2 separate regions of the Homo sapiens genome follow, and region 2 is linked to region 1. The links are chromatin loops, found by intact Hi-C in ENCODE. Cell type or tissue: MCF 10A. All regions are shown on one strand. Each heading gives the region's core, and the rest is flanking DNA. Links, peaks and the distances in the headings are about the cores only. Region 1 has its middle 89 kb from the start of FA2H. Region 2 overlaps PSMD7 (proteasome 26S subunit, non-ATPase 7).

The links. A loop is a pair of places that touch in the nucleus more often than their neighbours do. Peaks named below come from ENCODE experiments on the same cell type or tissue, not always from the same donor. Only the 100,000 strongest peaks of a DNase experiment are listed, where the experiment ranks them.
Region 2: it touches region 1 in a loop (9-fold over the local background); 3 of 110 quality-filtered maps call a loop at or near these places.

Annotation. Positions count from the first base shown.
Region 1 is chr16:74,857,152-74,869,715 of GRCh38, reverse strand. No RefSeq gene overlaps it. Among named protein-coding and RNA genes, the nearest start is that of FA2H, 89 kb to the right of the region's middle. RefSeq lists a silencer at 3,211-3,505 and an enhancer at 6,599-6,738. In MCF 10A, for the core only: a CTCF peak has its summit at 6,775 (motif pointing right); a DNase peak (open chromatin) is centred at 6,805.
Region 2 is chr16:74,303,309-74,315,872 of GRCh38, reverse strand. It overlaps PSMD7 (proteasome 26S subunit, non-ATPase 7), which reads right to left. Exons shown (of 7, transcript NM_002811.5): 6 at 11,479-11,570; 7 at 9,585-10,584. The coding sequence ends at 10,140. PCHILR (prostate cancer associated HIP1 interacting lncRNA) reads right to left here and starts at 2,536. Exons shown (of 2, transcript NR_186416.1): 1 at 2,513-2,536; 2 at 233-727. It also overlaps the pseudogene RPL21P118. In MCF 10A, for the core only: a CTCF peak has its summit at 5,895 (motif pointing left); a DNase peak (open chromatin) is centred at 5,882.

The DNA of each region.
Region 1 (12,564 bases), core at 2,480-10,479:
ATATCACTAATTTAGTATTTCTTCCTCAAGTCTGAGAAGGTCTGATACAATTCATCAAGTACTGGACATGAGAATAGACACTTGGGCAAAGATGAACCATACAGAATGTGGTCTCTGGCCTGCTGGAGGCGGAGTCTAGTAGGAAACTTAAACATGTAAGTGCTTACACCAAAATGTGCTGTTGGCCTCCGAGGAAAGAAGGAACTCCACCAAGGGCCAAGACTGCACAGAGGACAGGGGTTTGGCTGAGTTCATATGAAGGGTGTTTTCAATGAGGAAGAGCGGGAGGGCACAGGGAAGGACCGTGCCAAGGACAAGACAGCATGGCATTGGGGGTGCTGTGTAGAGTTTTTTAGTGGAGCCTGTGCTGCCCCCCACTTCAGATGCCAGTCTCAAGTCCCAGGTTGTAACGCCATCTACCTGGAGATGGTGTCAGATCCCACAGGCTGAGGGCTCACCCCCACAACGCTGCCCCCCACTTCAGATGCCAGTCTCAAGTCCTAGGTTGTGTGACCTGTGCCTTCTGACCTACCGGCTCTAAACTGGGGGTTCCAATGACATCCTACTCAGGTTTCACTAGGAGACGTGCCGAATTTCTTTCCTTTTTTTTTTTTTTTTTTTTTTTTTAATTGAAATGGAGTCTATGTTGCCCAGGCTGGTCTTGAACTCGTGGGCTCAAGCAGTCCTCCTGCCTCAGCTTCCCAAAGTGCTGGGATTACAGGCATGAGCCACTGCACGCCACTGCACCTCGCTACTTATGTATTATAAAGGGTCTTACAAAGGATACAGGTGGGCAGCCAGATGAAGAGATACATTGGACAGTCACACAGGGTTGGTTCCCCTGGCAACCAGCCCCCATCCTGAGGCTGTCCGGGAGCCCACGAAGAGCCCACTCATTAGAACAAAAGCTGTTCCTCTCACAAAATTCCAAGGGATTTAGTAGCTTTGTGTCAGACACTCATCACTCAGGAAATTACAAAGGTCGTAGGAGCTGTGTTAGGAACCCGGATCAAAGACTAAATAGCAGCCCTATTGCTCAGGAAATGACAGGGTTGAGGAGTTCTATGTCAGGAACCAGGGCAGAGACCGGATATACGTTTCTTTTTAAATCACAGTAGCACACCCAGAAAAGGAAAGCAGTGTCTCAACTCACACTCAGGTCTATCTGACCCACACATTTTTAAGAAAAGATTTTTATATCTTGATTGTTTTTTCTAATTATAGAAGCACTTTAAATATTGTTACTATTTTGTTCTGTCTGCCTTGATTCCATATGATTTCCATAAGTAGGGCTTATTTTTATTTTCACAAATCAGAAAAACACAGACACAAGCCAAAACGAGGTGAAAGCCATCTCCTTATGAAGAAGGTATAGGGAGCCTCAGCGCTGCTTCCCAGGGAGAGAAAGCAGCTAGAGTTAAGCAAAAGCACAGGAGGCTGGGCACGGTGGCTCACGCCTGTAATCCCAGCACTTGGGAGGCCGAGGTGGGCAGATCACTTTAGCCCAGGAGTTCCAGACCAGTCTGGGCAACATAGTGAGATCCTATCTCTGTATTTTAAAAATATGTATTCAAAAAGAAAAAAAAGCATAGGAGCTTATATGTGAGGGCAAGTCTTTCTACCCACAGGAAGGCAAGACAAAAGAAACAGAAGAACAAGAAACACAGGAAATAAACAGAAAACAAAGACTAAAACGGCAGATTTTAATAGCCCCAAACTGAAATTCTCTTACGTGTCCTTCAGTAGGCGAATGGTTAAACAGACTCTAGCCTCTGTCCTGCGGAATGCTACTCAGCAATAAAAGGGAATGAACCCCAGAAATGAAGCGGTGTTGTGGTCCCGGGCGTGTCTTGGCATGTCATTGCCTCATGCCAAGGAAATCAAGGACACGGACACACATGGGGTGAGGTTAAGAGCGGAGGTTCAATAGGCGAAAGAAGGAGAAGAGAGAATAGCTCTCTCTCCTGCGAGAGAGAGGGGCACCTGAGTGGGAATTCTGGCCCGAGGCTGAGTGCAGCAGATTTTATAGACAGGATTGAGGAGGCAGTGTCTGATTTACGTAGCGCCCACGGATAGGGTGGACCAGGTGTGACGTTTAGCACAAGAGGAAGCTGGGCACCCCACCGTAATCTTATTATGGAGATGGGGTCTTTGCCTGGCTGGCGCCATGCTGTCTCTTCCTTACTGTATGCGTGGTTTGGCAAAGAGAAGGGAAGATGGAGCCGCCATGTTGAATATGCCTAGTCCCAGGTAGCTTTTTTTTATTGGCACAGCTGCCGGCATTCACCTGTGCAAGCTTCTAGTTTGCTTATCTATGTCTGCAGCTCGATTCTACAGGCTGCTCTTTATTAGAAAACAAAATGATTTGGGAGCTGCTTTTCATTAAAAAGGAAACCTTACTGAGGACTCCCATACCCTCACTATCTGCCTTAGTAATTTCTTCTTCACTCCTATATCATCAGATACACATAGCAATCTAGATGACTCTCAAGCGAATTACGCTGAGTGAAAAAAAGCCAACCCCAGAAGGTTACCTTCCACATGACTCTTTTTCTTTTTTTTTTTTTTTTTTGAGATGGTTCACTCTGTCGCCCAGGCTGGAGTGCAGTGGCACGATCTTGGCTCACTGCAACCTCTGCCTACCGGGTTCAAGCGATTCTCCTGCCTCAGCCTCCCCAGTAGCTGGGATTACAGGCACATGCTGCCACGCCCAGCTAATTTTGTATTTTTAGTAGAGACGGGGTTTCACCATGTTGGTCAGGTTGGTCTCGAACTCCTGAACTCTTGATCCACCCGCCTTGGCCTCCCGAAGTGCTGGGATTACAGTCATGAGCCACTGCACCCAGCCTAATTTTTGTATTTTTAATAGAGACTAAACATACAAAAATTGGCCAGGCTGGTTTCCAACTCCTGACCAAGTGATCCGCCTGCCTCAGCCTCCCAAAGTGCTGGGATTACAGGCGTGAGCCACCAGGCCTGGCCATCTTTTCAGGTTTTTGCATTTCTGACTATTGATGGGTCCGTTCCTACCAGCCAACCAGTCCTGTGACCCCACCCAGAAGCAGACTCAGCATGCACAAGGACCATGTTCCACACCCCTAGGATTGCACCCCCAACTAATCAGCAGCACCTTGGCCTGCCAAACTATCCTTGAAAAACCCTAGGCTCTGAGATTTTGGAGAGACTGATTTAAGTAATAAAACCTCAGTCTGCTGTTCAACCAGCTCTGTGCCAATTAAATTCTTTCTCTATTACAGTTCCCCTGTCTTGATAAATGGGCTCTGTCTGGGCAGTAGGCAAATGAACCCGTTGGGTGGTTACGGCTGGAGAAGAGTTGGGCGGTCAGCGGTCGGCAGGGGCAGGAGGTTGGGAGGTGTGGCTATAAAAGGGCAGCACAAAGGACCCTTGTGGGGATGGGACCTTTTCATATGTTGATCGTGATGGTGAGTCCATACCTACACGTGATAAATTGCACAGAACTAAATACCCACAATGGAGTGCAAGTAAAACCGGGGAAATCTGAGGAAGATGGGTGGATTGTCTGAATGTCAATATCCTGAATGTGACACTGTACTGTAGTCTTGCAAGATGTTACCATTGGGGGAAACTGGGCAAAGCGTACACAGAGTGTCTGCCTGCCTGCCCACCCACCCCCTCCCTCCCTCCCTCCCTGCATGCTTGCTTCCTTTCTTCGTTTCTCCCTCCCCTCCCCTCCCCTCCCCTCCCCTCCCCTCCCCTCCCCTCCCCTCGCCTCCCCGCCCCTTTCCTTCCCTTCCCTTCCTTTCCCTTCCCTTCCCTTCTTTTTTTTTAGACAGTTTCGTTTTTGCTGCCCAGGCTGGAGTGCAATGGTGAGATCTCGGCTCACCACAACCTCCGCCTCCTGGGTTCAAGCGATTCTTCTACCTCAGCCTCCCCAGTAGCTAGGATTACAGGCATGCGCCGCCATGCCCAGCTAATTTTGTATTTTTAGTAGAGATGGGGTTTCTCCGTGTTGGTCAGGCTAGTCTCAAACTCCCAACCTCAGGTGATCCGCCTGCCTCGGCCTCCCAAAGTGCTGGGATTACAGGTGTGAGCCACTGTGCCTGGCTGTCTGTATTATTTCTTAAAACTGTATGTGAATCTACAATTCTCTCAAAATAAAAAGTGTAATTATTTTTTAAAAGCTGGATACTGTGGGCGAGGCATGGTGGCTCACGCCTGTAATCCCAGCACTTTGGGAGGCCGAGGTGGGTGGATCACGAGGTCAGGAGTTCCAGACCAGCCTGGCCGAGATGGTGAAACCCTATCTCTACTAAAAATACAAAAATTAGCCAGGCACAGTGGCAGGCGCCTGTAATCCCAGCTACTCGGGAGGCTTAGGCAGGAGAATCGCTTGAAACTGGGAGGCGGAGGTTGCAGTCAGCCGAGATCGCGCCGCTGCACTCTAGCCTGGGCAACAGAGCAAGACTCTGTCTCAAAAAAAAAAAAAAAAAAAAAAAGCTGGATACTGTGATTCACCACAGTTGGGTCTGATAAACAACTATGAACAACTCTGAATTTTGAACATCAGCTTAGCTATGCTAGACCCTCTCTGGACGTAACTGAAGACCGTTTCTTTTTTTTTTTTTTTTTTGAGACAGAGTCTCACTCTGTCGCCCAGGCTGGAGTGCAGTGGCGCAATCAGAGCTTACTGCAGCTTCTGCCTCCCGGGTTCAAGTGATTCTCCTGCCTCAGCTCCTGAGTAGCTGGGATTACAGGTGCCTGCCACCATGCCCAGCTAATTTTTGTATTTTTAGTAGAGATGGGGTTTTACTGTTTTGTGTTTTTAGTAGAGATGGGGTTTCACTGTGTTAGCCAGGCTGGTCTTGAGCTCCTGACCTCAAGTGTCCAGCTGGGCCTCCCAAAGGGCTGGCATTACAGGTGTGAGCCACACACCTGGCCAGTGGGACTTGTTTTAACGAATTGCACAGGGGCTTATAGACTCATTCCGTCCCACCTAGAGAGCAGGAATTGATCCTTAATTAGCACACTCACCCTCTGACACACACACCAACACCCCAGCTGCTGTGTCTTCTGGCAGAGCCATGCATGGTGTGTGCTCCCTTGCCTGACAAGCAAAGAAACTAGGAGCTCGTTGTGTGGGTCATGGTAAAAATTTTTGTGTTTCCTTTGAGTAAAGGGAGTAACAGTCGTGAGTGAAACTCTTTTTGATAAGGAGTAGCAACGGAGAGAAGGGGAAAGAATCAGATATTTAGCTGGTAGACTCAGTGGGACTGAGTTCAGGCCTGGTTTGCCACTACTAGAAGGGACTTCTGATGTTAAATAATGAGCATAAAGCGTATTAGTCTGTTTTCACCCTGCTGCAAGGAACCGCGTGAGATTGGGTAATTTATAAAGGAAAGAGGTTCAATTGACTCACAGTTCTGCATGGCTGGGGAGGCCTCAGGAAACTTACAATCATGGTGGAAGGAGAAGCAGGGACATCTTATGTGGTGGCAGGTGAGAGAGTGTGTGCGTAGGAGGAACTGTCAAACACAAAACCATGAGATCTCATGAGAACTCACTATCACGAGAACAGCGTGGGGGAAACTACCTCCACAATCCATTCACCTCCCACCAGGTCCCACTCTCCACACGTGGGGATTATGGGGATTAACAATTCAAGATGAGATTTGGGTGGGGACACAGAGCCAAGCCGTATCATCTAGTTTGTGTTCTGAGTTCTTTTTATATATTTCCCTTATGGTAGTGGTAATTATTTTCCAGTTACACTTGTGGTTGAAAAGCAATAGAACTTTCAGGAATAGCGGACAACCATGGTGTTCGCCATCACTTTGGAAATACACAACTCATCTCAGGGGACTGGTTATGTCTTCCCAAACCAGATATCAGAAAATCCCACTGCTGCCGTCAGGGAGAATGCCATCAGGGAGAATGCCTATTAGCATATGGGAAGGCCCATGGATAAGCTGTCTTCGCAGTGGGCTAACTGGAAAACGTAAGAAAACCGCAGCCACAGCCGGGCGCGGTGGCTCACGCCTGTAATCCCAGCACTTTGGGAGGCCGAGGTGGGTGGATCGCCTGAGGTCAGGAGTTTGAGACTGCCTGGCTAACATGGCAAAACCCCATCTCTACTAAAAATACAAAAAAATTAGCCGAGCATGGTGGTGCGTGCCTGAAATCCCAGGTACTCAGGAGGCTGAGGCAGGAGAATCACTTGAACCTGGGAGGCAGAAGTTGCACTGAGCCGAGATTGAGCCACTGCACTGCAGCCTGGGTGACAGAGCGGGACTCTGTCTCAAAAAAAAAACAAAGAAAGACATGAGGACCAAGCTCCTCTTCTATCATAAATATTTTTTCTCTGACAGCAACATAAATTACAACACAATCTCTAACTACTGACTTTATTTTGCTACGTGAATCCAAGATAAAATATAAAGGATGAAAAAAACAATGGAATAGAAATAGCAGCTCTTTTCTCACTGAACTCAGCTCTTTGCTGTCATAGGCCTGAATTGCCATTCGGGAGAGCATTTTCTCTCCCCCTTGGGTGCTTCCGGATTGAAAGTTCTTTCAGCATTAACTGGCCCAAGCTTCTGGTTGCTTGTGCAGTATAAATAGAGGATACGCTCTTTCTTGTTTTTCCCACAAAAAGCTTTGAAAGAGTTGGAAATCCCGTAAGAGACGGCTGCAAGAGCTCGGAGTGTAATTTTTAGAGCTGAAGGTGTAATTTTTAGAACATTGGTCTCTTCCTGAACATTGACATCTTTAAAGCTGAGAAATTATTAACACTAGGTGGCAGCAGAGACCTAGTGCAGGTGAGCGCGTCACCATCTGAAATGTAGATAAGGTTAAGGGTTAATTCAGTCTAGTCTACACTCACTTCTCTAGTTGTGAAATGAAAGATCAGCTCACTTATAATTCATTCTGGATTTGTTGATGCAATGATTGAGCAGACGTAACATCAGAAAAGCCGTTTGAAATCCTGCCTCTCACCTTGTTGGTCATGAATGTGTCTTACACATTATTGCTGAAATCAGAGCTCTGACATTAACATGAAATTACCTTTTTGTTTTTTTTTTTTTTGACCAGAGTTTCACTCTTGTTGCCCAGGCTGGAGTGCAATGGCGCAATCTCGGCTCACCGCAACCTCCACCTCCCGGGTTCAAGCAATTCTCCTGCCTCAGCCTCCAGAGTAGCTGGGATTACAGGCACACACCACCATGCTCAGCTAATTTTTTTGTATTTTTACTAGAGACTGGGTTTCTCCATGTTGGTCAGGCTGGTCTTGAACTCCCGACCTCAGGTGATCTGCCCGCCTCGGCCTCCCAAAGTGCTGGGATTACAGGCGTGAGCCACTGTGCCCGGCCTGAAATTACATTTTAAAATGAGAAACATAGTTACAGTGCACATATAAATAAGGAAGATGGATGTGGTCACATCAAATCCAGGAGCTTGGTCAGTAAGGTGGTAGGGGGACTCCAACAACATAGAGTCCAGCATTGGAGTTCAAAGGTGGAACTGAAGTAAGGAATAAAAGATAAAAAAAATAAAAACAATGAGCTGAAACCAGGTTCATGTCTTTCTGTGTATTTCACCGTTGACCTTCAAACCAGCCCCATCAGAGACACAGCTCATTTGACAGTTCTGTGAGAATAAAGCTCAGAGACTTTTGCCGCAGTTCGCAGGAAGAACAACAAAGCTAGGATTGGAACCCAGCTCTCCTATAGGTGAGCCTGACTTCTTTTGCTCTATCACGTTGCTTTAACGGCAAGAATGTGTAGCTACCATGGTGGGGACAGTTCACAGACTGTGTTTATCCTTCTATTTCAGATGGGTCAAAGCCAGAGAGCTGAGATAAGATAGGTAATTCATGTGCTGGATAATTGCATCGAATCCAGATGAAAAAAATCTCAACAAATGATGGTCGTAGATCCAGGCTGAAAAGACAAGTTTTACAAAGGGGGTGGGTGCGGTGGCTCATGCATGTAATCCTAGCACTTTGGGAGGCCGAGGTGGGCAGATCACCTGAGGTCAGAAGTTCGAGACCAGCCTGGCCAACATGGTGAAACCCAGTCTCTACTAAAAATACAAAAATTTGCTGGGCATGGTGATGCATGCCTGTAATTTCAGCTACTCGGGAGGCTCAGGCGGGAGAATCGTCTGAACCCAGGAGGCAGAGGTTGCAGTGAGCCAAGATTGCACCACTGCACTCCAGCCTGGGCGACAGAGCGAGACTCTGTCTCAAAAAAAAAAAAAAGGTTTTATGAAGGATGGATGCAAAGTCTCCAGTTGGTTGGAAGTAACTGTAGAAGTGCAGGATGAGGGCGTTCCCATGAAAAAGACCCAGAGGTTTTAGCGAACTGCTTGGTATGAAGCAACAATGTGCATTTATGATCAAAAAGGTCAATGAAATCTCATAGTTCACTGAATGGAGAGAGAAAAATAGCCCCATTTATTCTACTTTATTAACCCACTGGTGAATCATTGCGTTCAATTCTAGGACATTGTTAGAGGGACAGAGTTCAAAGGATGGGCAAGGTGGTAACAAATTTGAAAACTATATACAATGAAGAATTACTGGCCGGGTGTGGTGGCTCACGCCTGTAATCCCAGCACTTTGGGAGGCCGAGGCGGGTGGATCACCTGAGGTCAGGAGTTCGAGACCAGCCTGGCTAACGTGGAGAAACTCCATCTCTACTAAAACATACAAAAATTAGCTGGGCTTGGTGGCAGGCGCCTGTAATCCCAGCTACTCTGGAGGCTAAGGCAGGAGAATCACTTGAACCTGTGAGGCGGAAGTTGCAGTGAGCCAAGATGGCGCCATTGCACTCCAACCTGGGCGACAGAGCAAGACTCCGTCTCAAAAAAAAAAAAAAAAAAAAGAATTACTGCAAAATTGGAAAATTTTAACCTGGTAAAGGGAAGATATAGAGAAGATATGAAAAACTGACTTTTTTTTTTTTTAAGAGACAGGATCTCACTTTGTTGCCCAGGCTGGAGTGCAGTGGTGCAATCACAGCTCACTGTAGCCTTAAACTGGGCTCAAGTGATCCTCCCAAGTAGCTAGGTCTACAGGCATGTGCCACCATGCCTGGCTAATTTTTAAATTTTTTTGTAGAGAGAGGGTCTCGCTTTGTTGCCCAGGCTGCTCTCAAACTCCTGGCCTCAAGCAATCCTCCCACCTTGGCCTCCCAAACTGCCGTAATTGCAGGCATGAACCACCAAGTCTGGCCTGAAAAGCTGACTTTTAATGGCTAAAAGTAAATTAGATTTATTCTGTAGTTCCAGAAATCAAAAGTAGGATTAATGGAATCAAATTACAAGGATATAGATTTCAGCTCAGTTTAAGTGTAGCAGAAAAAAATAACTTGAATCAATCGATAGTACTGACTTTCACATATAATGGCTATAACATAACTCACCTGAGAGTATTTCTGTTTAGGGAAATAACCTTAATGAGCCTCTTTGGCTGTGCAAGGTGAGCTGCCTCTGGCTACAGTCAGAGGAGGAAGATACAAAAAATAAAGTCCAATTCTACTGCCTTGTAAGGTAGGAAGAGTTTTTGCTTTCCCCAGGGAGCTGTGGAAGGAAGGAAGAAACGTGAGGAGGGCTGGGGAAAGTCCAGGACTCACGGAGTGAAAAATTTGCCAAGGTGGGGAATGGCTATTTTCTCATTAAGTTTGAAATTATTTCCTGTTTGGTGCCATAATTACCCTCGACGACCATTAGCCCTTCAGAAAAATCTGCCAGACACAGTGACCTTGTCAGTGGTGTTTGGCGGGGGAAGTGACAGAAGAGGACTGGAGTTCATGGTGGATGAAGGGTCCCCGGAGAGAAGACGATGAACATGGACACTGAACTGTACGCAGTGGTGGCAGGCAAGTGGCTGCCTGGACGGACTGCTCAATACGGGGAACACTGGAGGAGGCCACCCACAATCTACCTTCCTTAGTTCTTAAAGATAAAGATGACTTCAGCAGGACGGGGGAGTTGAGGGTATCTAGATTACACTAGAGGAGACTTAAAATTGTCCAGTAATGAGGTAGTGAGCTCCCCCTCACTGGAAGAGTTCTCTTGCGAACATCTGTCAAAGCTGTCGTAGAGGGAATTCTTGCATTGGTTAAGAGGGTGCACCAATGAGCTGTAAAGATCCTTATGAAACCCGGGCACAGTGGCTCATGCCTGTGATACCAGCGCTTTGGAAGGCTGAGGTGAGAGGATTGCTTGACCCTGGAGCTTGAGATCAGCCTGGGTAACATAGGGAGACCGTGTCTCTAAGAAAAAAAAAAAAATACAGCTGGGCATGGTGGTGTACACCTGTGGTCCCAGCTACTCAGGAGGCTAAGGTGGGAGGATCACTTGAGCCCAGGAGGTCAAGGTTGCAGTGAGCCATGATCACACCACTGAACTGCCTGGGCAATAGAGTGAGACCCTATCTCCAAAAAATAAAATAAAAATTTTAAGATCCTTATGAAAGAAGCTGACCACCTTTCCTTTTACCTGCCTGATTATGTTCTATCATTCAAAGGTCAACTTTGGGTTGGCAAAAATTTCACGGTACTCAATAAATTAATATTTAAATCACTGACTATTTTTCAAAAGGCCTGATTCTACTTTTCCATCCAACCATTTAAGGAGTATCTATTCAGTTTCGGGCAATTATGCTACCCTTTATGGGGGCACACTTGTTAATTAGACATGATTCCTGCTCTTTTGTGATACATTTTTGTACGCACAAAACTTACGGGAATGAATTTTCTGGATCAGGAATTTGGAGCAGTGGGAATAGCATCTGTGAATCTGGAGACCTTTGTTCTCACTCCAGCTTTGCTGTGTGACTGAGAGAAGTTACAGAACCTCTGTCAATCTCCAGTTACTCATCCGTAAAATAAAAATGCAGAACTATTCCAGGTGTCGCAAACTCCAAAGCCTACGGGGTTCAGGCACGTAATGTAAGTACATGAAGCAAGCAGGTGTTATGATTTGTTTCATAACCACATTAAGTAGAATTCTCCAGGCAGGCACTTCGCATGTTAAGCATATTGCACTATTTTCTCTTCCTTAGAGAATTGCGTTCTCCATGGACAGAGAGAGGGGAACCACGGACATGGGCTTATTTGAGGGTGGAGGGTGGGAGGAGGGAGAAGTTCAGGAAAATAAAACCCAGCTATTGGGTACCACGCTTAGTACCTGGGTGACAAAATAATATGTACACTAAACCCACAAGTCACGAGTTTACCTAAATAGCAAACCTGTACGTGTAGCCCTGAATCTAAAATAAAATATACCACTAATATATATATAAGAAAACTAATATATAATAAAATATATATGTATATAAAATTGTGTTCCGTCCCATTTTTCTTAAAACACTCAGCCTTCTAGATCTTTCATTTATTTTTCCACACTGATAGAGACACAGTATAAGGGGTTTTAGTGGCACACAACAATCTCCACTACAGCTATGTTAAGCAGGAAAGAGATTTATGAAAGAGATACTGAACCGGGCACGGTGGCTGGTGCCTGTAATCCCAGCACTTTGGGAAGCTGAGGTGGGCGGATTACTTGAGGTCAGGAGTTCAAGACCCGCCTGGCCAACGCAGAGAAACCCCGACTCTACTAAAAATAAATAAAAATAAATTAGCCAGGTGTGGTGGTGCGTGCCTGTAATCCCAGATACTTGGGAGGCTGAGGCAGGAGAATCGCTTGAGCCTGGGAGGTGGAGGTTGCAGTGAGTCAAGATCATGCCACTGTACTCCAGCCTGGGCGACAGAGCAAGACTCCATCTCAAAAAAAAAAAGTTACTTAGTAATTCACAGAAATTCCAGGGAGGCTGGAAAACCAGGCTTGAAGGCTAAGGCAGCCAGTGTGGGTACTGTCAGATAAAATACAGGATCCTCAGGCAAATCTGGATGTCATTTGGAACATACTTATTTGTTCTTAACCTGAAGTTCAAAGTTAAATGGACATCTGGTATTTTTATTTGCAAAATCTGGCCACCCTAGCCAAGGTGGCTAATTGCCTAAATTATATTCTGAGATGATTCTAGGTGCTGATACCAGCGATGCTACCCAGCCCTGACTCTGAGCAGGCGATGGCCCCCAACCAGGTCTCTGCCAGCTCTGACTCTGAAAACTTGCTGTCCCACCCTGAACCTGTTCCTCATGGGTCCCCCTTTATACACCTCTCCAAATCGAGGTCTTGAACAGAAGTCCAATAGCCAATCAATAAAAAAAGATGCCCATTCTCACCAGTAATCAGGGAAATGCAAGTTAAGACAAAGGATCGCATTGGTGAGTCAGTGGGTAGTAATTAAGAGCCTGGACCCTGTGGCCAGACAATGTGGATTTGCATCTTGTCTTGGTGGTGTGTTTGGCACTGTGCTTCAATTTCCTCCTCTGTAAAGTGCGGGTAATAGTCTTATCTCAATACATTCGAAGAATGTATTTCTAAATTTCTAATATGCTTTGAAGTTTTGTTTTGTTTTGTTTTTGTTTTTGTTTTTTTTGACACGGAGTTTCCCTCTTGTTGCCCAGACTGGAGTGCAATGGCACGATCTCAGCTCACCGCAACCTCCGCCTG
Region 2 (12,564 bases), core at 2,566-10,565, 550 kb after region 1:
TGAATGAATCTATACATACAGCCATGAAGACATGTCTTTAAAACATAGTTTTGAGTTTTAAAAAAAGGTAGGAAAGAATGAGATTAAAGGGAAACTTATAGAAATTAAAACACATGCACATAGAACATTATGCTGCATGGGCTGGGTACGGTGGCTCACGCCTGTAATCCCAGCACTTTGGGAGGCTGAGGTGGGCGGATCACCTGAGGTCAGGAGTTCAAGGACATTATGCTGCATGTTCTTCGCGGATCCATCCATATCTAAGGACATTTATTAAACACATTGAAGTGGCTATAGCTTATGTGTGTGGGAAGGAAGGGTGGTTAGAATGATAGAGGAAATCAGGTAAAAAAAATCAAAGGACACGTTTGATGATGGTGATGATGATGATGGCAGTCATGAACTGAGGAGTGAGATTCATGCCACTCTACATTTGAGGTTCTTTCTCCAGCCATGTAACTCTGGCAATGGAGTAGAATAGGGAGGAGGGGGAAGGTGAGAACGTAGGTAGAAAGAGCTGTTGGGCAACTGTAGCAATAAAACAGAAAAGAGATGAATGTTTGCACATAGGCAGGGGCAGCAGGAATGCAGAAGGGCAGGTGTCAGAGAGCGTCCACGTGGTAGGACCCACAGGACCAGGTGGCTGAATGCAGAGGCTGAGGCTGAGCAGGGCGGCCAGTATGGCTCCTGTGTTCTGATGGCGTGTAGTGGCGTGACCAGCCAGGGTCTGGAAGAAAGAGGAATGAGTATTGGAATCAGAGGCATCAGATAACGATGTGGGATTCTTTAAGATATCAGTTGAGTCAAATGAGTGTCTAGAGAAAATGGAGCCAAAGGAGCTCAGGAGGGTCCAAGAAGCAGTTAAGAGTACCATGATAGAAGTGCCAGGGATCAAGTCAGGGAGGTAAGGTAATATGGTTTCGTTGTGTCCCCATCCAAATCTCATCTTGAACTGTAGCTCCTGCAATTCCTACATGTCACTGGAGGGACCCAGTGGGAGGCAATTGAATCATGGGGGTGAGTCTTTTCCATGCTGTTCTCATAATAGTGAATAAGTTTCACCAGATCTGATGGTTTTATAAAGAAGAGTTCCCAAGCACAAGTTCTCTCTTGTCTTCCGCCATGTAAGACGTGCCTTCTGCCTTCTGCCTTCTGCCATGATTGTGAGGCCTCCCCAGGCACTTAAACTGTGAGTCCATTAATCCTCTTTTTCTTTATAAATTACCCAGTCTTGGGTGTGTCTTTATCAGCAGTGTGAAAACGGACTAATACATAAGGGCTCAGAAGGGCCAACTGGATGGGCAAAGAAGCCATTGGTGACTTTAGTGAGAGCGACTTTAGTGGAATGGTGGGGGGGCAAAAGCCAGATTGCAGATGATTAAGGAAACAGTTGGAAGACAAGGAAGGCAACAGACATAGATTAGCCATTTGCTGAAGGTTAACTGGGAAAAGAAGGATGGAGGAAGGCTATACCGGGGGCTGCAGAGTGCAGATGTGCATGTGTAATATGGGAGGGAGCTGAGGGTTTATATGCTGAGGGGTAAAAGGTGGGATGGAGTCAGGATTGAAAATGAGGAAGAGAGGCCAGGTGCAGTAGCTCACGCCTGTAATCTCAGCACTTTGGGAGGCCGAGGCGGGCAGATGACAAGGTCAGGAGTTTGAGACCAGCCTGACCAACATGGTGAAACCCCATCTCTACTAAAAATACAAAAATTAGCCAGGTGTGGTGGCACACGCCTATAATCCTAGCTACTCAGGAGGCTGAGGTGGGAGAATCACTTGAACCTGGGAGGCGGAGGTTGCAGTGAGCCAAGATCATGCCATTGCACTCCAGTCTGGGTGACAGAGCGAGACTCCGTCTCAAAAAAAAAGAAAAAAAAAAAGAAAATGAGGAAGAGGCCAGACACGGGGGCTGACACCTGTAATCTCAGCACTTTGGGAGGCCGAGGCAGGCAGATCACTTGAAGTCAGGAGTTTGAGACCAGCCTGGCTAACATGGTGAAACCTTGTCTCTACTAAAAATACAAAAATTAGCTGGGCATGGTGGCAGGCACCTATAATCCCAGCTACTCGAGAGGCTGAGGCAGGAGAATCGCTTGAACCTAGGAGGCAAAGGTTTTAGTGAGCCGAGATCACGCCACTGCACTCCAGCCTGGGTGACAGAGCAAGACTCGGTCTAAAAAAAAAAAAAAAATGAAAACAAAGAAAATGAAGAAGATAGGGGCTCTACATGAACCAAGGATCCTAGCTGGTTATTTTGATTAAAAGATGACTCAAATGATGTTAACACTGATCAGACTTTAGCACGAGAGCTGCAGAGAAGGAAGACACTATGATGAGAATATATTTGGGGTTTTGAGCTGGGAAAAGACTTCTTAAATATGATCCAGAAAGTACTGGCCATAAGGAAAAAATGTTAACAGATTTGTCTGCACCAAAATCTACCAAGAGAGTCCTTTCAACTAGAACTGCCGTCACCACAATGATGAACATGGGGAAAGAGGAGAGGTACCTGCTGTATATTCTCAGGCCTTTTAGAACACATGGAGTTGTTCCTCTGGCCACATCCACACGAACCTACAAGAAAGGAGATGTTATAGACGTCAAGAGATGCCCCACGGATGTTACCAAGGCAAAAGGAATGCCCCACAGATGTTACCAAGGCAAAAGAGGAAGAGACTACATGTATCTAGTATGCTGTTGGCATGGTTGGAAACAAACAACAGCATGATTCTTGCCAAGAGAATTCATGTGTGTGTATGGAGCATACCAAGCACTCCAAGAGCTGGGAAGGCCTTCAGAAACACGTGAGGGAAAATGATCAAAAGAGAAGGAAACGGCCAGGCACGGTGGCTCACGCCTGTAATCCCAGCACTTTGGGAGGCTGAGGCGGGCAGATCACCTGAGGTCAGGAGTTTGAGACCAGCCTGGCCCACATGGTGAAACCCCGTCTCTACTAAAAATATAAAACTTAGCCGGGCATGGTGGCGCGTGCCTGTAGTCCCAGCTACTTGGGAGGCTAAGGCAGGAGAATCTCTAGAACCTGGGAGGCGAAGGTTGCAGTGAGCCAAGACTGCACCACTGCACTCCAGCTTGGGCGACGGAGGGAGACTCCATCTCAGAAAAAAAAAAAAAGAGAAGGAAGCCAGAGAGTACCTGGGTTCAACTGAAGTGCCAGCCTGCTCCAGCCAGAGAAGCACAATTTGTGAGAACAGGGAAAACGAACCCAAGCTGCTGGAACCCAATCCTCTTGAATTAATGGCTTCATAGGTATTAAAAAAAAAAAAAAAGGCCGAGCGTGGTGGCTCACACCTGTAATCCCAGCATTTTGGGAGGCCAAAGCAGGAGGATCGCTTGAGCCCAGGAGTTCAAGACCAGCCTGGGCAACATAGGGAGACTCATCTCTACGAAAAATAAATAAATAAATGATTTTAAAATGGCACAAAAAACAAACCAGACCCCTGGACTGTTAAAAAAAAAATTGATTGTTCTACATCAAAATAAATGTTCTCTAACTTTCATGTGGGCAGGAACCATATGGAGACCATCTTAAAAACACAGATCCCCAGAGATTGTAACACAGTAGGTCTGGGGTTGGGCCCAGAAACCTGAATTTTTATTATTTTTTTGAGACAGGGTCTCTGTCGCCCAGGCTGGAGTGCAGTGGTACAATCTCAGCTCACTGCAACCTCTGCCTCCCGGGTTCAGTAGATTCTCCTGGCCTCAGCCTCCCGAGTAGCTGGGACTACAGGTGTGCACCACCACACCCGGCAAAAGTTTGTACTTTTTGGTAGATACTGGCTTTCACTGTGTTGGCCAGGCTGGTTTTGAACTCCTGGCCTCAAGTGATCTGCCCGCCTTGGCCTCCCAGAGAGCTGGGATTACAGGCGTGAACCACCACACCTGGCCAGAAACATGAATTTTTAACAAGCATCATAGTGAATTCTTCTGTCATTGGTTCTATGTTTTGAATAACTGCTAGAGAACGGCCAGCTGAGGTCCTAGTAAGTGAGAACAAATCAGTCAACCAACCAATCAGCACCACCCCCTTCCGGAAAAGTCCCAAGCATTTGACAAAGATTTGTCACCTACAACTATCTGCCACTGTGTGAAGAGGGCTACTTTAAATGAACCCAAGTCTTGGTAAGTTTTCTTGAGAAAAACAGAAACAGGTACAAAATGAAAACAACTGGGGATTAAGTAACAGTCATGAAGGCAGTGATCATTTAAATAGGACTGGAATGGGTGGGCTTGGAGCCAGGTTGCACAGGTTTGCAAAAGCCAATTGTTAAATTTTCAGAAATTTTGTGAGCTGGAGGCTAAACAAAACCATTGTTAAAAATTAAATTGGGCCGGGCGCGGTGGCTCACGCCTGTAATCCCAGCACTTTGGGGGGCCGAGGCTGGCGGATCACGAGGTCAGGAGATCGAGACCATCCTGGCTAACACGGTGAAACCCCATCTCTACTAAAAATACAAAAAATTAGCCGGGCGAGGTGGCAGGCACCTGTAGTCCCAGCTACTCGGGAGGCTGAGGCAGGAGAATGGCGTGAACCCCAGGGGGTGGAGCCTGCAGTGAGCTGAGATCGCGCCACTGCACTCCAGCCTGGGCAACACAGTGAGACTCCATCTCAAAAAAAAAAAAAAAAATTAAATTGGATAAACTTACAATTAAATAGATTACATTAAGAAAAGATTTTTAAAACTCTCAACACATTGCATTCTAATTTCTTTTCTTTTTCTTTTTCTTTTTTTTTTGACATGGAGTCCTGCTCTGTTGCCCAGGCTGGAGTGCAGTGGCATGATCTCGGCTCACTGCACCCTCTGCCTCCTGGGTTCAAGCAATTCTCCTGCCTCAGCCTCCGAAGTAGCTGGGATTACAGGCGCCCACCACCTCGCCCGGCTAATTTTTTGTATTTTTAGTAGAGATAGAGTTTCCCCATGTTGGCCAGGCTGGTCTCAAACTCCTGACCTTAGGTGATCTGCCCGCCTTGGCCTCCCAAGGCCAGGTGTGAGCCATCGCACCCGGCCCTAATTTCTTTACTACATTTTACTATCAGGTGTGCTCCTCAGGTTATTTTTGTCTATCTTATCTGTAAGGTGGAAATACTATGTAGCACTGTGCTCCTGCGCCTCTCCTTCCAACTCAGGTTGTTGGCTTGAAACCAGGCACCGTGGAAGTATTTATACCAGTGAAATTGGGAAAGGCTTACAAATCAATGCTCCTCATCCCTTTTTTGGAGAACTGATTGTTACATGTTTACCAGAACACCACTGACCATGGTCCTTAAAGTAATTAGGCTGCACACGGTGGCTCATGCCTGTAATCCCAGCACTTTGGAAGGCCGAGGCAGGAGGATTGCTTGAGCCCAGGAGTTCAAGACCAGCCTGGGCAACAAGGTGAGACCTGTCTCTATAAAAAAGTTAAAAATTACCTGGGCGTGGTGGCTCGTGCCTGCCCTCTCAGCTACTCAGGAGGCTGAGGCAGGAGGATCGCTTGAGCCCAGGACGTTGAGGCTGCAGTGAGCTGTGATCGCATCGCTGCACTCCAGTGTGAGAGACAGAGCAAGACCCAGTCTCGAGGAAAAAAAAAAAATTAGAAGAGTAATACCAGCAGTAAGGGAAATCGAAGCACATACTATCTGCTTGTATTAATGTATTCATCCCCCAGCAGCAGTGTGCAAGAGGACAGTAAGGGTGGAGGTGTGGATGCTTAACCCAGTCTTTTTGCACCCATAGCCTCTTCAAGTTCCTTCAAAATTTTGCCTGGGTGGCTTCAGCTGAAAGCAGAAATGGCAGGAAGTAATTGGGGGAGATTCCCAAATCTATGCCCAACTGGGAATCAAATTTTTCTCTTGCCAAGAGATGAGCTGAGGTGAGTGAATGACGCCATCTAGTGTCGAAGAACAGGTTGGCTCCAAAGAGCAATGATTAGCAAAAGATTTCTCTTGATTTGGGCCCTAGAAACACGACTTCCATAATTTCTTCTTCCTTTCTTTTCACATATTTTCTTTCCTCACTTCCATGTCTATACTGAGTCAATTCTTAATTATTCCCCCAATAAAAACAGCCTTTACTTTTTTTTTTTTGAGATGGAGTCTTGCTCTGTTACCCAGGCTGGAGTGCAGTGGCACGATCTCCAGCTCAGTGCAACCTCCGCCTCCCGGGTTCAAGCAATTCTCCTGCCTCAGCCTCCCGAGTAGCTGGGATTACAGGCTCCCATCACCATGCCCAGCTAATTGTTGTATTTTTAGTAGAGATGGTGTTTCTCCATATTGGCCAGGCTGGTCTCGAACTCCTAACCGTGTGATCCGCCCGCCTCGGCCTCCCAATTACAGGTGTGAGCCACTGTGCCTGGCCAAAAAACAGGCTTTAGTTTTTAAAAAAAGATCTCAATTTTGCACTGCTACCAGGCAAAAATCGGTAATGCCAAGAGTTGAATGGCATAGGAATGTACACAGGTATTATGTGTAATAATTTGCAGTACATTTGCTTAGGGAAGTTGTAAACATTTTCTCTTGTGGGCCATATAAATCAAATGTTTCTCTGCCTTCCCACATGTCCTGTATCCACCGCATTTTCCCAGACAGGGCAGATGAAAGTGGTTTTGTTAGCATGTTATAGTCTAACAAACAATCCTAACTCATTCTCAAGTTTTATTCTGCTTAATGGAAAATGGTAGAAGAAAAAGCCTTTGCATAACTACCCAGTGAATGGGAGATTTCATTCTTTTCCATAAGTTGAGGGCTATTTCCTGTTTTCTTTTTCATTTTTTTTTGAGAAAACTAACCCTTCATTGAGATATTTTTAAGTCGAATATCTAGTATAAAAAGTTTGCATTGTTTCAGCTTGTTTTCATTTAAACCTGTGGTTGTCTTTCATCTGCTTCTGGCAATTTTTTTTTTTTTTTTTTTTGAGACAGAGTCTCGCTCTGTTGCCCAGGCTGGAGTGCAGTGGCACAATCTCGGCTCACTGCAACTTCCACATCCCCAGTTCAAGCGATTCTCCTGCCTCAACCTCCCAGGTAGCTGGGATTACAGGTGCACACCACCACGCCCAGCTAATTTTTGTATTTTTAGTAGAGATGGGGTTTTACCATGTTGGCCAGGCTGGTCTTGAACTCCTGACCTCAAGTAATCCACCAGCCTCGACCTCCCAAAGTGCTAGGATTACAGGCATGAGCCACCACACTCCGCCTACTTCTCCATTGAAGTGCTCTAGTTTTGGTAAAATCTTCTCCTTGACTTCAGGACCCTCTCCACATTTATCCCCAGTCTATAACTCGCATATTTCGTGTTTTCAAACAGAAAACCGTAATTCAGGAGTGAACAGCATCCTCTGTAAGGTGTCACAGGAGCAGCCTGAAATCCATTAGGCAGTCATTCTGAAGCTGTGGTGAAATCGAAGGGAAGCTAATGTTGCAGCTAGGAAGATGAGATCCAGGCTGAGGATCACACTTTTTCCAGAATACTTTTTTAGTGTTTCCAAAGCCAGCAAAAGCCGTTTAGAAGTCTCATCTCCAGAATGCCAGAATACACAAATGTAAGGCTTTATTTTAGGGGTGGGCCCTGGGTTTTGCAGTCAAGTCAGCCGCTATTTGTATGAGCAAGACTTCATCGGTAGCACTACTGGGCTCCCCCTCTTCTACATGATGGCAGCAATTTGGCCTTAGAAAATATGCCTAAGTGACTCCACAGGCTATAAGCTATTTTCTTCATAAGTAGAAATGGAAGATTTCTGTTAGGAAGGTAGAAGTCAGTTTTGTCCGTATGTGGGCCAAACTATTAAAAATAATAAGGCCTGGGGATTCCTATGTTCTTAGATGCTCAATAAACATTTCAGTTCATCAAACTATGACCAACTTACAAGTCTGTGGCATTGTGCTAGTTCACTGGACCCTGGGAAAGTCTTTTAAATCCAAATGATACTTTTTGTTTTTTAAAGAGACAGGATTTTGCTCTGTTGCCTAGGCTGGAGTGCAGTGGCATGTGATCACAGCTCACTGTAACCTTGAGCTCCTGGGCTCCAGTGTCCTACCTCAGCCTCTTCAGTAGCTAGGACTAAGGCACATCCCACCACACCCAGGCAATTTTAGAATTTTTTGTAGATGGCTCTTACTATGTTGTTCAGGCTGGTCTCTTACTCCTGGCCTCAAGTGATCCTCCTGCCTCAGCCTCCCAGTGTTGGGACTACAAGCACCAGCCACTGCCCCCAACCCTGCATTATGTTCTTAAAGGCAGACCTGAATCCTGTGCGGTGTCAATTCAGGTGTGCACTGGCCCCTGAGCCTTACATACAGGACCCGTTCCTTAGGATGACGTTGCGTTCCCTTGCTTAGAGCCTCAGCACCATGGCACCTGGCTCTCCCCCGATGCCTGGGTCTTGCTCTTGCCCATTTCCTAGCCAGGGTTTGTGGTCCAGGCAACCTGTCACATCAGTGTGTTCCAAACATGGCACCCAGATCTCAAAAGCTTCTTCAACGCTCCCATGGTTTGGGATACACCTCAAGTTTTAACTTACGTACTTCAAGTTTCTTTTATTCAATTAGATACAAACCGTCTGACTTTTGGCTTCTGAAACAGGAAAGTCAATTTTGTTGTTTTCACTGTACCATGCTTTTTTATCTCAGAATCTTGATGAACTCTGAAATGACCCCTGATGGGGGCATGCCTCTATTTATGCTGAATAAGAGCCATTTTACATTTTACTACAGGTTGAGTGCCCCTAATCCAAAAATTTGAAATGCTCCAAAATCTGAAACTTTTTGAGCACTTACATGGTATTGAAAGGAAATGCTCATTGGAACATTTCCTATTAGGCATGCTCAGCCGTTAAGCATAATGCAAATATTAAAAAAAAAAATTTCCTAAATCTTTTAATACTTCTGGTTCCAAGCATTTCAGATAAGGGATACTCAAGCTCTACCTATTCCCAAATTCCCACTAACTAGCTCTTTGGCAGGTCTATGGAATAAAAATCGATGCTTCTGATTACTTTAAGGCATTATAACCTCATGAAGTGGTTTCTGAGATGCAACTGAGTTTTTGTGCTATTTTATTGTATTCTTATATCTTTGAAGATGAATAATCCACGTAGTGCATTTGAGAGGTTCTATCTGTTCAAGAGAGGAAATTTAATATCCGTGACTACTGTATGTCAAATGATTTAGTGCCTTATTTAATTTGTTCCTCTAGGAGTCCTGTGCACTTATCTTGGGGGAAACATTGTTCCATTCTTAGTAACATGCCTGTTTGGCCTGTGGTCTGAGGTACTTACAACTTGCTGCAGTGTGGTAAATGTGTCCCTTTTGAAACACTGTTCTGGGGACTTCAGAGATGACGGACTGCAACCTACCACCTCATAAATGAGGGATCTGAGGTACAAACTGGAACCCGGGTCTTCTGGGCTCAGAGAACTCTCCTCACTACAGCAGACTGCCTGTTTCCATTTAGGGGAATGAGATGCTCTTTCATAAATGATACCAAGTGCAAGAGAACTTAAGGCAGCTCCAATCGAAGACTGTCTTGGCTGCTTCTGGAAACTACAGATCACTACTCCCGAAGTCAAAAACGACTAGAACACAGCTTAAAAATCAAGCCATTTAATTGTATCTTTGAAGGTAAACAATATATGGAGCTGGATCACAACCCCTGAGGATGCCAGAGCTATGGGTCCAGAACATGGTGTGGTATTATCAACAGAGTTCAGAAGGGTCTGAACTCTACGTGTTACCAGAGAACATAATGCAATTCATGCATTCCACTTAGCAATTTTGTAAAATACCAGAAACAGACCCCAAGAGTCTTTCAAGATGAGGAAAATTCAACTCCTGGTTTTAGAGATAAATGAATGAAGAGTACCAAAATATTTGTTGACTTCTCTTCATTTTTCTCATACAATCTGAAGCCTGAGCTGACTATCATATCCCCAACTCACAGCAGCGAAAGCTGCAGTTCAGATTTGAGATCAGTCTCCATTCACTTCCACGTAGCACCACAGCAAGAGTGACCGGAGGCAGAGAGCTCTTGTTGGGTCAGCTTTCTAATAAGCATGTCAAGTGAAAAAGAACCCTCTAGCAGCACACTGATTTAGTTTGTAAGATTTTAATTTACAAATTAAAAAAGCTATTTAATACATGTTTTACTTTTTCTCCTTTTTCTCCTCTTTCTTTACATCACTCTTTTCCTTATCTTTATCTTTCTCCTTGTCCTCTTTCCTATCCTTTTTGCTCTCTTCTTTCTCCTGCCCTTCTTTCTTCTCTGCATCCCGGTTGGCAATCTTGTTGTTGATGAGGTTGTGCAGGGCGACCACGGAACGGATCAGCGAGGCCAAGTACACTACCACCATCTGGTCATTGGTCTTCAGGTAAAAGGCCTTGACGAACTCCTGCAGGCTGACATCTGGCAGCAGGTTGAAGACGTCCTGCAGCTGGTAGATGATCTGGTGGTTGATGGGCAGCTTGCCTGTGGCGACTTTTTCCAGGTAGCTCCTGATATCCAGAAGCTTGGAGTTCAGTCCCTTCAAACCATGGACCTGGTTTGTGATCCGCTGGGACAGAGTGCCCACCGTCGTGTCTTTGATATCTCTGTAATAACCCACAGTTAAAAAGGGCAGGAAAAGGCATCAGGGTACCATGTTATCAGGCAAGTTCTTACATTCTAAGAAAATTCCTAGCTTTGTTGGGTGAGGCAAGTTTTTAAAAGAAAAATGTCACTTCCCCATTTGATAAAGATTTCGTTATCAATTACCTTAATTTCGTTATCATTTGGAACACATTTTATCTTTCTCATCACAGGACATTTTTCAAAAAACAATTATAAAAGGGAGCTAAAATAAAACCATTTCCACTTAAGGAAAAAAAAATTGCTTAGGTCAACAGTTCAGATCTACCAATAACTTTCTGGGTAACCTTGTACTGAAGCTGTCTCTCTCAGCTTTCCTGTTCCTAAAAGGATGGCATTTTCTCTACATGCATCTCCAGAATATTGAGAAGCTTAACTAAGATGGTAATTTTTAGAACTAGAAGGAACCTCATTGACTGATAAAACTATAACCTTTTTCAAATAAGGATTATAATAGATATAGGATTTTAAAACAAAAGCTACTCCAAGATGAAGATTCTCTCCAGAAAATGGGCTACATTTGTTGAGAAGGACACCTAGTGGAGAGTGCAGGCCTGCATTTATTTCATACCTCTCTTCCCGTCAGTCAACATTATAGTTTCCAGACAAGGTATGCTATCCACAAAGTCATAAATTGTAACTCAAGACATTTTACAGTTGATGTAGTTCAAACACTTCAATTTACAGACAATAAAACAAAGGTCTGGAAAGGGACTGTGATTTGCTCAGAATGGCAGACTTGTTAGTGGACGGCCAGGACGAGACCCCAGGTCTCCATATTCCCGACACAGACCTCTTCCTTACACTGTGTGACCTCTCGGGCAGTGAATGATTTTGATGCTGTACTAGGGTCTCACCGTAACAAGTGTTCAACTCCAACTTCCTCAGCTTCCTCTGCTCCAATTTCACTGGTCACGTGTTCAAATGTTTTCGAGGTTGGAGTTCCATCCTGGGAGAGGAAGCCTAACTATAATTATTTATTTTCCACAAACGAACTGACATGTGTTCCTTTTCGCACCCTGAGTCTTTTGCTTTAAGTCAGCTCATTTAATGAGTGCATGACTGAGAATTTTCTATGGCAAGGGTGGGTAAGGCTTACTTTGAAAGCTTAGCCTTCAAAGCTAACATCACTGTGGTGCTGCTCAGTGATGCAGTCTGCTGGGGCACTGTGCGTTGAGAAAAATCTGGAAATTCCCTCAAGCCCACACTTGGCATGAACGCACAGGGAGGTCTCAGGTTGATTCTTAAAAGTATACCGCTTTGGCCAGGCACGGACCTGTAATCTCAGCACTTTGGTACGCCAAGAATTCGAGACCAGCCTGGGCAACATGGCGAAAACCCCTCTCTACTAAAAATACAAAAACTAGCCAGGTGTGGTGGCGGGCGCCTGTAATCCCAGCTACTCTGGAGGCTGAGGAACGAGAATCACTTGAACCTGGGAGGTGGAGGGTGCAGTGAGTCGAGATCACGCCACTGCACTCCAACCTGAGCAACAGAGTGAGATTGTCTTAAAAAAAAAAAAAGTATATAGTTCTTTCTAGAATGGACAATATACAGAATATCTGTACTGAAGCAAGTTCATGCCAGAAAATAAAACTTTTAGCCCTTTTTTGTCTCTTGGATCAAACGATTCCACAGTGCCCAAACCAATGCAATCAGAATAGTTGGCTTTCTGGTGGTCTGAATTAATCAAAGGATCCATTGGGGACATGGTTCATGGTGGTCACCCAGTGACATCCTGAAGGGACTTCGAAGATACTTTTCTCAGACCTTGTGCCAGAAGAGGCTGTACGTCTCCTGTCAAAAGGCTGTAAACTGTCTGTAAGGGAGGAAGGACAGCATAGTGGTAAGAGTACAGGCTCCACAGCCAGGCTACCTGGGTTCAAATTTGGCTCTGCCATGTATGTAATAGGCGAGCTCCAAGACCTTGGGAAAGTCACTCA